2 separate regions of the Homo sapiens genome follow, and region 2 is linked to region 1. A link is an interaction called in ENCODE POLR2A ChIA-PET data of the cell type or tissue named here. Cell type or tissue: MCF 10A. All regions are shown on one strand. Links, peaks and the distances in the headings refer to the core of each region. The heading gives the core; the rest is flanking DNA.

Region 1 (6,365 bases), core at 1,273-5,272:
GAGGTTGCAGTGAGATGAGATTGTGCCACTGCACTCCAGCCTATGTGACAGCGTGAGAATTCATCTCAGAAAAAAAAAAAAAAAAAAAAAAAAAAAAGCAAGAAAATGGGGCAAGAAAAAAGAAATACACCAGTGGAACTAAATAGCCGCCCCCCCCCCCGCCCCTACAAAAAGACATAGATCTACATAGACAGAAGTTTGTAGGACAGAATGGCACTGTGCATTGGTGGAGAAGGGTTGCAAAGGCAATTAAATGGTGCTAAGACAACAGGTCATCCATGAGAAAAACAAAATTAGGCAACTATACCTCATGCTATACACAAAACTATTTTAGAGGGACAGCAGGTGAAATTGTGAAAAGCAAAACTTTAAAACTTTTAATCGTAAACAGAGGATATTTTATATGACCTCAGCCTAAGGGAGAATTTCTAAAATAATATACCCAGAAACAATGCCCAAAGGAAGGATGACATTAAAAGAAAACTCTTATTCAACAAATGGCATTATTTAAAAAGTTAACAATCAAGCCCCGAACCAGAAGATATTTTTACTCATATAGACCACAAAGAATTGATATGCAGAATATATAAAGACTGCCTACAAATCACTAAAAGAAATCAACAGAAAAATCACATGATTAGAAAATGTCCTTCACAGAAGAAACCCAAATAGCTAAATAAACACATAAATTCTCAATCTTCCTAGTTATCAACCAAATTCTAATAAAACTACAATGAGATATTACTCACTAGTTATCAACCAAACTCTAATAAAACTATAATGAGATACTATTTCACACCCATCAAATTGGTAGAATTAGGACTTGACAATACCAAGTGTTTATGAGGACACGGGGTGAGATACAACCACTCCAGAGAGCAATTTCATTCTAGTTATTAAGTTTGAAATTGTGCATACCCTAAGACCTGGTAATTTTTTGGTTGTATACCCCAGATGAACTCTGGTGTGTGCACTAAGGAGAAATATAAATGAATTCATATAGCAACATTTTTTAATAGTGAAAAATTGTAAAAACTTAAAAGTCTCTCAATAGGAAAATATATTTTAAAATTGTGACATATTTTGAAGAACTGAATACCATAAAACAATTAAAATAAATGAACTAGAGCTACAGATATTAATATAAGTAAACTCCAAAAACATAATATACAGCAAAAAGGGCAGGCTCAGACAATGTACACAATATAGACTGTAGTGAATACTGAGGTGGCTGCTCAGGTCTCTCTTTAGGACTGAAGAGCTTATCCCCCAGTTTCTAGGGGTGTTGCAAGTTAACAGCCCTCAGTTGAAAGAGTCACCTCACCAAGGTCTCATCCCTTCTTCAGGGGTAGCCTTCTTCCCATAACTGGTCAATGTGAAGCTACCAAGGCCTGGCCCCTCACCCCAACGTGGTACCATCCTCAAGGGCTACCCCACCTTCAGCATCCCCTTTGGGATCAGCTGAGGCCTATCTTGTGATCGGACACCACAGCCCAATTTCTCCCTTGGCCCAATTGTGCTTCCTCCTATTCCACAAGTGTGAATCCTAAAATCTCCTTAACAAACTTCCTACATGTTAATCTTCTTTTCTTTTCTTTTCTTTTTGGATACGGAGTTTTGCTTTGTCACCCAGCCTGGAGTGCAGTGGCTTGATCTCGGCTCACTGCATCCTCCACCTCCCAGGTTCAAGTGATTCTTCTGCCTCAGCCTCCTGAGTAGCTGGGATTACAGGTGCACACCACCACACCTGGCTAATTTTTTGTATTTCAGTAGAGATGAGGTTCCACTATGTTGGCCATGCTGGTCTGAAACTCCTGACCTCAAGTGATCTGCCCGCCTCGGCCTCCCACAGTGCTGATTACAGGCATGAGGCACTGGTGGCCCCCAGCCTTAATCTTCTGAGTTCCATTTCCCTTGGAACCTGACTTGCAACAGATACAATGTATATCGTGTTTTAAAACATGTACCATAATACAATTTATGTTGTGAAACAGTATTATTTATGTTTGGGAATGCGTGTGTATTTTGTAAAACTGTAAAAGCATGCACCAGAATGACGAACACCAAATTCAAGAGAGAAGTTACTTCTGGAAGGTAGAAAGGAGGACAGGCTTGTGGAAGCACACACATAATGTTTTAATAACTACATTACATTTTCATTCTTATACTGGATACTGTATACATATATACTGGTTAGAGTATTCCTTATGCTTTCTTTGTATATCCGAAATTCCATGACTTTTTAAAGTAACCTAAAAGGAACAGCTTGCCACTGTATCAACCATTCTTCACTTTTTTTCTGCTGCAATAAACAAATGGATGACATTCATGTGGCCAACAGAGAATAATGGGTGTTCCCACATTTTGAAACAAGAACAAATTTCCTGTTGGAAATAAAAAAAAAAATAGGGCTACAGAGCTCTTTTTGCTTTTTTTTTTAAAGTGGCAATCTTGAGAAGTATTTACAAGTTTGTAATTCTATACCATGCACTAGCAATGATCACTTTAAACAGGCTACTACACAGATAATATAAAACTATGCATAATTTCTACAGTAATTCCACTTCCCTTTCTTCTGCTCAAGAAATTACTGGATTTCAAGTGACCGAAATTATAGTGATAACTTTGACTTTGTCAAGTTTCACACATCGTGGGGCCAAGATTTGAGCCAGGGCAGTCTGACTCTGAATTTGAACAGTGTTTAATTGCCAGGAACAAACCACAGGGAAAACTTCTAAACAGAAGAATACAGAGCAAAAGGAAATGCCTAGGATTGTTCTTTCTAAATTCTCAACATTTCCCAATACAAAAAGTATTATGGTATAATTACAGTTCTATAAAACAATGTGCTCTATGTATAATAAAAATACCAGCAAAATAAAGAGATTACCTGAAAATTGTAAATCGAAGGACACATTCACATAACTGAGATACAACTGGATTTTTCCCTAAATTTGTTAGATAATTCCACAATTGCCAATTTCGCTCTGTTTGTTGAGATCTGATCTTGGTTTCAAATTTTAAAATTTCACTGTATAATAAAATGAGTTCCATGTCCCTAGGGTTGGGCCACGGAAACAATGTTCTTCTCTGTTCCCACCCAATGTGAGCTATGTATGACAGCAACACATCACATAAAAGGATCTAGAAGCTCAAAATAAAAGGGGAAAAAAAAGTATGTGGGAGGGGAGCAGGATGAAAAGATTAAAATATTTTCTAACTCACTAATTTGAAGCAAACAGGTTTTGTACATATCCAAGGCACTGAGCACAAACAATCCAATTTCAACTGATGTTAATTATTCAGGACTACTACTAAGAAACTAAATTTTAAGTTCTATATTTGTTTAATATAAAAAATTTATAATACAGTTACAAAGGAGGAGAAAAACAAAACAAATATATCAACATGGTCAGACATTGACAATAAAAGATTGTTGACTGGGAATGAAATATGTAACACTCTGTCAACAAAGCTTTTCATACCTTAAAGGAATTTTATACGTAATCCCTTCCTCTTAACCCATTATGTGTTTCGAGTTCCTCTTTCTCCTGACACTGTCAAAAAATCTTTTTCTTTAACGTTTTCCCAGTAATCCAGTTATTCCTAAATTTTCAGCGACATTTTAGAAAGAAATCCAAACCTCAGCTCAGGTTAACATCTATACAGGCACTCCCTCTTGTGGTACAAAGGGAAACTGCCTGTTTACTCCAGCGCTCAAGCCCAAGAAGTCCTTTGAGTTTTAGCGCACTGAAGCAGGTTCTTTATTGTCTTCATTTTATAGACCAGGAAACAGCACAACTGAGGTCCAGCAACTTACTTCCTCGAGGCATAACAACCAGAGAACTGAGATTCAGCTCAGATGTCTGATATCCCTATCCCAAGGCCATGCACTTTGCACCATACCTCATGATCTACAACATCTATTCACCCTGTTCTTTTTGTTACCAAATTTCCAAGAATACCTGTAAAGCAGGTAGTGTAGTGACCACATATTACTGAAAGATGCATTTAATGCAATAAGAAGAATCTAATTTTAAACTTCTACTGTTTTGATGTAGTTTCAAAGCAGCTGCTTAGCTTGTATTTTCAGTTTAATATATTCGTGATCATTAACAAAACAGCGAAGTGAATAATGGGCATAAATTTTCCTAAGAAGAATCATTTTCCATACTTATTTTTCAATATTATCAAAAAGTATGTAATTTTGTGGGTTTTTTTGTTTTTTTTTTTTTTGAAACAGAATCTTGCTCTGTTGCCCAGGCTCGAGTGCAATGGTGCAATCTCGGCTCACTACAACCTCCGCCTCCCAGGTTCAGGCTATTCTCCTGCCTCAGCCTCCCGAGTAGCTGACATTACAGGCGCACACCACCATACCCACCTAATTTTTGTGTTTTTAGTAGAGACAGGGTTTCACCACATTGGCCAGGCTGGTCTAGAACTCCTGACCTCAGGTGATCCCCCCGCCTTGGCCTCTCAAAATGCTGGGATTACAGGCGTAAGCCACCGCGCCCAGCCGTAAACAGAATTTTATTTTGTGTGTTATGGACCCACTTGTAACCAAAAGCGCTTCTTTGAAGGACAAGACAAATAATTAGAATTTCCAAAATAATAAACTGTCATCCTTATTTACATGTTAATGTCAATGGATCTGAATAAAAGAATTTATGCGGCCGGGTGCGGTGGCTCATTCCTGTAATCCCAGCACTTAGGGAGGCCAAGGTGGGTGGATCACCTGAGGTCAGGAGTTCGACACCAGCCTGGTCAACATGTGAAACCCCGTCTCTACTAAAAATACCAAAATTAGCCGAGTGTGGTGGCGCATGCCTGTAATCCCAGCTACTCAGGAGGCTAAGGCAGGAGAATCGCTTGAACCCAGGAGGCGGAGGTTGCAGTGAGCCTTGATCGTGCCACTGCACTCCAGCCTGGACGACAAACTGAGACTCAGTCTCAAAAAAAAAAAAGAAAAAGAAAAAGAATTTATGCTTTGTGTTAATGGCATGTCATAAAATTTCAAAACCTGCTGATTCCCAAACACCTATTTTATTTATCTTCATCATGAATTTATATGATGAAAAGTACCTCCTTTACAGGTTTTAAAAGTTAAATGAGCTATACAAGTCAAGGACTGGTTAGTCTTTTATAAAGTTCACCTTTTTCATCTTCCTTTTACCAGAGAAATATAAAGATGTACTCCCATAAATGGTAAAAATACAGAGGGAAGAAGGCAAGACAGCAAGTAGAAAAAATAATTATCAAAAGCACTACTGAATTCTTCAATGTGACAGGTTTTCACCTGCAAGAATTTTTCCACTCTGGAAATGCCCCGAAGTGTCCCACAGTGATTCCACCTGTACAAGTGAGACTACAGCCCATGATGCTGCCCAACCACAGTTGGCCAAGACCTCCCTAGCTGCCCCTTTCTGCCTGATGTGCCACGTGTGTCCCCCCCCAGAGCTGGGCCATGGAGCAAAGAGGATCAGCTTTAAAGCCCAATCAAACGTAGGCTGCATTCCCCTGATCAAACCTCCAAAGTGAATTCCTGGTTTCCTAACTCAATAAGCAAAACAAACAGATGCAACCTCCAAGTATTTTGTATTCCTCACCTCAGTGAATTCCCCACCACTTGCTGAGAAGGCCACGGCAGAAGCTGAACTAATCCTTGACTCCTTTTTCTCCAATATTCTCCCTATCCTGCCAGTCAAAAGGGCATATAACTCCCAGTCACTGAATCTCTTGACTCAACCTCTCTTCTTTAATCCCAATGCCACAGCTTTAGATAAAGTCCTTCCAACATCTTGCAACCTGGATAACAGCCAAGTCCTATTCATCCCTCTCAACCTGGCTCTTCCATGCCCTCCTGCAAGGCCTTCCCCAGCCCTTCTCTGTGGATGCCCCTCCTCCGTTTTGAAGCAGACTGGATACCAGCCCCACCCCGCCGCCATGCTTCTTTTATCCTTGCAGGTGGGTGTGTCTTTATCTTCAGGGTGCCTGAAACATATGAGTGTTCCACAAATTTTTGTTGAATAAGGGATTTCCTTTTGAGGGAAGGAAAAAGTGAAAAAGCACAATTTGGTTAACTAAGCTGGTACTTTATTTGGAAAAATGGCTTAATGAATTTCAGTTTAAGATCCGGTTTTTTCCAAAATAAATTTTTTCTGTTTGCATAAACTTGGGCAGAATCATGGGCAGGATGTTCTAGGGTCATTGTATTTTCATTAAAATTAGGTAAATGTCTAACTGAAAAATGCCCACTTTTACCCAAGTAAGTAAAATTCAATCTTCTATTTTATATATGGGGGGATTCAGGGGCAAAGGTGTGAGGTCACTAACCCCAGAGATAACTGATTCCTGTCTGGTGCAGA
Region 2 (6,365 bases), core at 1,212-5,211, 190 kb before region 1:
TAAAAATGATATGCATTCAGTAGAAACCATACTTCGAGTACCCATATGACCATTCTGCTTTTCACTTTCAGAACAATAGTCAATAAATTACATGAGATATTCAATACTTTACTATAAAATAGGCTTTGTCTTAGACCAGGGGTGTCTAATCTTCTGGCTTCCCTGGGCCACATTGGAAGAAGAAGAATTGTCTTGGGCCACATATAAAATACACTAACACTAATGATGGCTGATGAGCTAAAAAAAAAATCACAAAAAAGTCTCATAATGTTTTAACAAAATTTACAACTTTGTGTTGAGCTGCATTCAAAGCTGTTCCTGGGCTGCATGCAGCCCTCAGGCCATGGGTTGGACAAGCTTGTGTTAGATGATTTTGCCTAACAGTAGGCTAATATAAGTGTTCTGAGCATGTTTAAGTTATGTTAGGTTAAGCTATGATGTTTGGTAGGTTAGGTGTATTATGCATTTTCAACTTATGAGATTTTCAGCTTACAATGGGTTTATCATCAGGTTGTAACCTCATCATAAGTTGAGGAACATGTGTACAGAGTTTTTTTGACTATGCATATTTCTCTTAAGTTACACTAAGGGGTGAAATTTCTGGGTCATATGGTTGCTTTATGTCTAACTTTTTGAGGAACCGTCAGAGTATTTTCCAGAGTGGCTGTACTATTGTTCATTTCCAACAGTAATGTAGCAGCGTTCCAATATTTCCACATCCTCAACACTTGTTATATTTTCATTCTTCCCAACCTAGTAGTTGTGAACCACATTTTCTTTATCCATTCCCCAGCAGTTGAGGGACATTTGGGTTGTTCCCACCTTTTTACTATTATAAACAACACTACAAATAATACCATGAACAACTGTGTACAACACAGGTGTGTGTTCAAACAAACACTTTGTTTGAACATATGCTCTTCAATCTCTTGGGTATATGACTAAGAATGGAATGGGTGGGTCATATGGTAATTCTATGTTGATTTTTTGAGGAACCACAAAACTAGCTTTTACAGTGGCTGCATCATTTTACGTCTCTACCAGCAGTGGGATTCCTGCAGACTCTCATCAACAGGCAATGAAAAGTGATGAGCAAATTTTCTTTGACTCTCATTTCATTTTGCCTCTTTTATTTTGAAATTTAAATAATAGACAAAGAGGAGAGTAAGCATTTTATATTTACCACCCAGAAATGAACAACATTAGTGCATTGTTTTGGCTTCAAATATTTTTAAGTAAATAGAACATAACAGATTAAAAAACCTAAGCCCCCTTTTCCCCTTTACCACACCTATTACGTGGCCCCTCTCCAGAGATAATGATTATCACAAGTTGGTATCTGTCCTTCTAGACTATATCTTATTAGTATTACAAATATTACATGTCTCAACATGTTCTTTAAACTTTAGGTATGTGCTATCATACTGTTTTCATCCTGCAACTTGCCTTTTTTCTAAAAAGAGCTTTATTGAGGTATATAACTGGCACACAATAAACTGCACATATTTAATGCATACAGTTGGATGAGTTTGGACATATGCCTACATCCATGGAGCCATCACCACAGTCAAGTTAACAGACATAACTATAAGCTCCAAAAGTTTCCTTGTGTCCCTTTATTTTGGGATATGTGCATGTATGGTGAAAACATTTAACACAAACTCTCATCTTTAATAAATTTTAAAGTGTATAATACAGCACTGTTGACTGTGTATTAATACGATGCTATGTAGATCTCTTCAACTAATTCATCTTGCATCACTGAAACTTTCCTCTCCCCTGAAACATGTCTTTAACTGTTTTTTTGAAGTCTGTCCAGTGACGTGCTAGTAAATGTTTAACAACCAGCTTTTGTGGGGAGGGAATGATATGTAGCTTTTGCTAATTTCCATGTTGTAAATACTCTTAACATAGCTTATACCAAGCTATAGAAGTAACATCAGCCAGCTCACAAAACTGAAATGTTAGCATTTAGTTCTCATGAGCTAGCTTCAGCATGCTACTAAATCCGTCCCTGTTGATGTGGAGATCTGAGTTTTGCTTTTTAGTTTTTATATGTTAAGACTGTATCACAATGTTTTTATCCATCACCCTATTGATGGACGTCTAGACTATGTCTAGGGCTTCACTGCTACAAGATGGTGCTACAGTAAACATTCTTGTGCATAGCCCTTGTGCACATGTGCAAGGATTTCTGGAGCAGAAGGTATGTTTACTAGATGTGGAAACACTGTCCTCTGAAGTAGTTGCCCAGTCCACCCACTTCACAAGCAGTATGTGAGAGATCTTATTTCCCCACAACCTTGGCAATACTTGGTCTCATCAGACTTGGTTTTTGCCCATCTAAAGGTTATAATTCCATTGATTTTATACATAGTTGTCCCTCACTGTGAGATCCAGTAACTATTCATAATTACCTATACGCTTATAATTTCTTTTTTTCCCCCATTTAACTCCAGTATTTGTCTGTCTCTAGTTGATTGTAATGAATGCAAGAGGCTGTTGTGGAGTGTCAATGCCAGACCCCAAATAAGGGCAACACGGCTACTTAGCTTCTTTCTGAATTTAAAAGAAATGTATAGCTTTAATTTGGGAATTTAGAAACAGAAGCTAAGGTGTCTGTAAGCCTGTATTAGTTATTGTAGCCTTTACCTGCAAGCATCAAAGAACCATAGCAGCAGTGACTTAAACAATTGTGATGGGCATTTATTTCAAGCAATAAGAAGTCTGAAGCTAGTAAAGGAGGCAGTGGTGCCATCCTGGACCCAGGCTCCTGCCATTCTTCTCTGCCACCCTTAGCTGTAGGCTGTAATTCTCACGCTCCTCATCTCACGGTTGCAAGATGGCTGCCGCAGCTCTAGGCTTCACATCAGCGCTCAAGGCGGAAGGAGCAGTGCTTGAGTAGAAACACAAGAGCTTTCACATAAATACCTAGAAGCCTTTTGTCAGCATCACTAACCAGACCTGTGTCACAGGCCACTCAGTGTGTTAGGCAAGTATTTAATGGGATATATTTTCCGTCGTCCTCTGAACAAAATTGTATTCTGTTAGGATGGGAAAAGGGAAGAAGGGAATTATCTGCAACAAGAGTTATTTGGAATGTGGATTTTAGAGACATAATTTTTTCATAGTAGCATCAAATTGGGTGAATACTGGGAAATTATTCAGAGATATATACCATCCAGAACAAGAACCACCACCACAGAACACACAGTCGCCACATTCCATTGATTTATAGGCTGCTGTTTTGTTATTTTCCACTATCTATTAGGTATCTAAATTTCACTTCTCTTTGTTCCTTTTTGCCAATTCAAAAGAATTTAAAATGTTAGAATGAACAAATACTAATGAGGCGCATGTTACCTAAGGATGAGTTTTCAGGCATTCCTTGTGCCACAAATATGAAGAAAACGGAATCATTATAGGCTCTAGGGTGCGGTAGAGAAGCACATGGGACTAAAACAACTTGGATTTGTCATTTACTGTTTTGTTTGTAGGACAAGTCTCTTTTAGTGTCTCATATTATTGACATAACTCATGAATGCTTTTTTCCAGAGTTGATCACACTTAACAATATGTGCAGGCAGGACCGAAAAAAGGTGTGGTGCCTTCCAGCCCATAAATCAAAGGTGAGTCATGAGAATGCTGTCCATTAAACAGGAAGGAGGAGATTTGGATATGGAAGTAGGACATGCATTAGATTCCACAGCAATTAGGCTTTTCCATAAAAGAAGCATCTGCTTTTGGAACTTGAAAATAGAATAAAAGAGGAGCATTTAAAGGAGTTCTTGAAGAAGGCACACCAAGGTACTCGACTAATTGTAATTAGCTAATGAATACCTCCTGTAATAAAGCCTGAACTGTGGAAGGGAATCATTGATCGGCTTCCCAGGAACACCCTGTCACTGTACTGTACCTGCAGTGTATCAGCATTCGGACACAGACAGTGGGTGTGCAGATGTGTGTCTGTGTCATTTGGTTTTATTCATTTATTGCAGTTTCCATTTTATATATTATTCTAGTATAGGTCAGAGAAGCAAAGAGTCATCTACTCTCAGGGGCTTGTTTAACATTTTACATACCCAGTGGAAGGATTTCCCTTCTAACTTTGCTAGATTCTAAGCCTGAAATTAGAGGGAAAAAAAACTTGAACTATCTATTTAAATTCCATATCCAAGTCTGATCTATTCCACAGGAGTTCTTATCCTGAAGGAGCATGGCAGCAAATCAAGGAACAAAACTTAAAGCTGACTGTCCCTTTTTTTCCCACTGCTCTCTACCTTGTAGGGTGACAGAGAAACTTTGATGGGATGTTCAACTTCAGTAATTTTGACTCCTTTTATTTTTATTAGGAAATAATATTTTCCTTACAATATATAACAAGTATTTTCTCCATTGTGATTTTCCTTATGTCTGAGGACCCAGAGATCCTTGGAAGTCAGGCAGAGATGAGTTCAAATCCTGACTCTGCCACTTAGTAGTTGTGCAACCCTGACTGTATTACTCAGCCTCGGCAAATCTCCATATCTTAACCTGAAAAATGGGGATAATAATATATGTGTTTTGCAGAGTTTGTTGTGAAGATTGAGTGAGATTAGGTAAAGTGCTTAGCACCATGCCTGGAATTACTGAGTGCTTAAATGCAAACTGCAGATTAGTAGGATTTCATCTGTGACTTAACTTCATGTACTTCTTTAGGAAAGCATGTATTTTGTCACATGGGGCAAGTACTTGATTATTAACAAGAATGGTCTTCCTCAACTTCGTGGAAGCAGTGCACACCTCAACACTGTGCATTGCCTCCACGTTTGTGTACATGTACTTAGGAAAGGGAGCTAGACATTCTCACCTTCATTGAGTTGCTGTGAGGGTAAAATGAGAGTTTGCATTTCATACCTGACACACGGGGGACTCAGCAGATGTTAGCTCCCTTCCACTATGTCCCCCACTTTCTGAATCAGTCTGTACTTCCATAAATGTATCTTTTCTCTTAGAAGGGCCATCGAGAGGTGGAGGCAGAGAAATGATTCTGGGGCCAGGGGTCTTCCTCCAGGGCCCTTGTAGTCAGATTCTTTCCTTGTCTTGGACGATCACTCAGATATTTGGATTAACACAGCTAAGAGATACAGTGGCTCTCTCCATTTCACAGATTAGCAGGACCAGAAAGTCAATATGAAGAAAGCATTTACTGAGTGTCATCACCAAGATGGCAAAATAGAAGGCAACCTGCTCATATCCCCCAACTACAATATGGGTACAAGAATTTTTGTACCCATCTACAGTCAAAAGTCTGTCAGTGGGAGCCTCAGGATTCAGATAGGAGTTTGTGAAACCCTGAGAGGGCGCAAGACCTAGGAGGGTTGTTTTGAAAGTACAGACCAACACCCAGGTCAGTTGATCTGGTGAGCTTGCTTCCAGGTTCATGCCTGGAAATGGCCAAGAAAGTTTCTGCATGGATAGGATCATTCCCCAGCTACAGCAGGAGGGGCCAGAGCTGAGACTGGGACCCCTTGGGGTCTGCCGTTGGCTACAGCCCTGTTTGGCCTTGAGCTTGCAACCGAAACTATCTGCCAAGGAGTCTAGAAGGAATTGCGCATACTAGAGCCTTGGCAGAAAGACTCGTCTGTCCACTGACATCAGTCTCAGCAGTGAACCTGGAAGTGGCCCTGTGGCTCTGCTCCAGCCTTTCTCAGCTGATGTCTCAGTTCAGAGGTGCTCATACAAGGACCCAGAAGGAGACTTGCCCATATCTCACAACCCAGAAGTCTGAATGTCCCCAACACACTTGCCAACCTCTGTCTCATAGCAGATCCCAAGTGGACTCAGTCTCAGCTGCACCCTGCCCTCTGCAGCAACCAGGGAACTATCCTATTTGTGCTGAGACCTGCTGGGAGATGTGTACTTGTCTGGCCCAACAAGACAGACTCTTTAGCTTCCATCCCACAACAGATCCCAAGGACACCCAGACTCAGCTCCAGCCCCTCCTGCTGTAGACAAGAAACTAGCTTATTTGTGCAGAAACTTGCTGGGTGATATAAACCCCTCTGAGCTGAGACTGGGCTCTCCAGTCTCTCATAGCACATTCCATGGGGCCCAGTCTCAGCTCTAGCCCCTACTGCTTCAGTCTAGGAACTACCCCACTCATACAGGGACCAGCTGGGTGATGCATGTTCATCTGAGACAATGAGATAGGCCCACCAGCTCCTTCTCACAGCTGATCCTGAAGTGGTCCAGTCTCAACTCCATCTCCTCTTGCTGCAGTTGAGAAATGCAGAGATCTGCTGGGAGACACACTTGTCTGGGCCACAAGGACAGTTTTCTGGACTCAGGTCCCTCAGTCCAGTATCTGCCTGGGGTCTTCTCTA

What was found. Peaks named below come from ENCODE experiments on the same cell type or tissue, not always from the same donor. Only the 100,000 strongest peaks of a DNase experiment are listed, where the experiment ranks them.
Region 2: POLR2A ChIA-PET joins it to region 1 with 5 read pairs; 2 of 35 experiments call an interaction of 5 or more read pairs at or near these places.

Annotation. Positions count from the first base shown.
Region 1 is chr7:131,036,941-131,043,305 of GRCh38, forward strand. All of the region lies in intron 3 of LINC-PINT (long intergenic non-protein coding RNA, p53 induced transcript), which reads right to left. Among named protein-coding and RNA genes, the nearest start is that of LINC-PINT, 70 kb to the right of the region's middle. In MCF 10A, for the core only: a CTCF peak has its summit at 3,681; a DNase peak (open chromatin) is centred at 3,681.
Region 2 is chr7:130,850,168-130,856,532 of GRCh38, forward strand. LOC105375508 (a long non-coding RNA gene) reads left to right here. Exons shown (of 4, transcript XR_927978.3): 4 at 3,556-3,784. Among named protein-coding and RNA genes, the nearest start is that of MIR29A, 23 kb to the right of the region's middle. RefSeq lists an enhancer at 2,854-4,053. In MCF 10A, for the core only: no CTCF peak of the experiment used is centred there; a DNase peak (open chromatin) is centred at 3,624.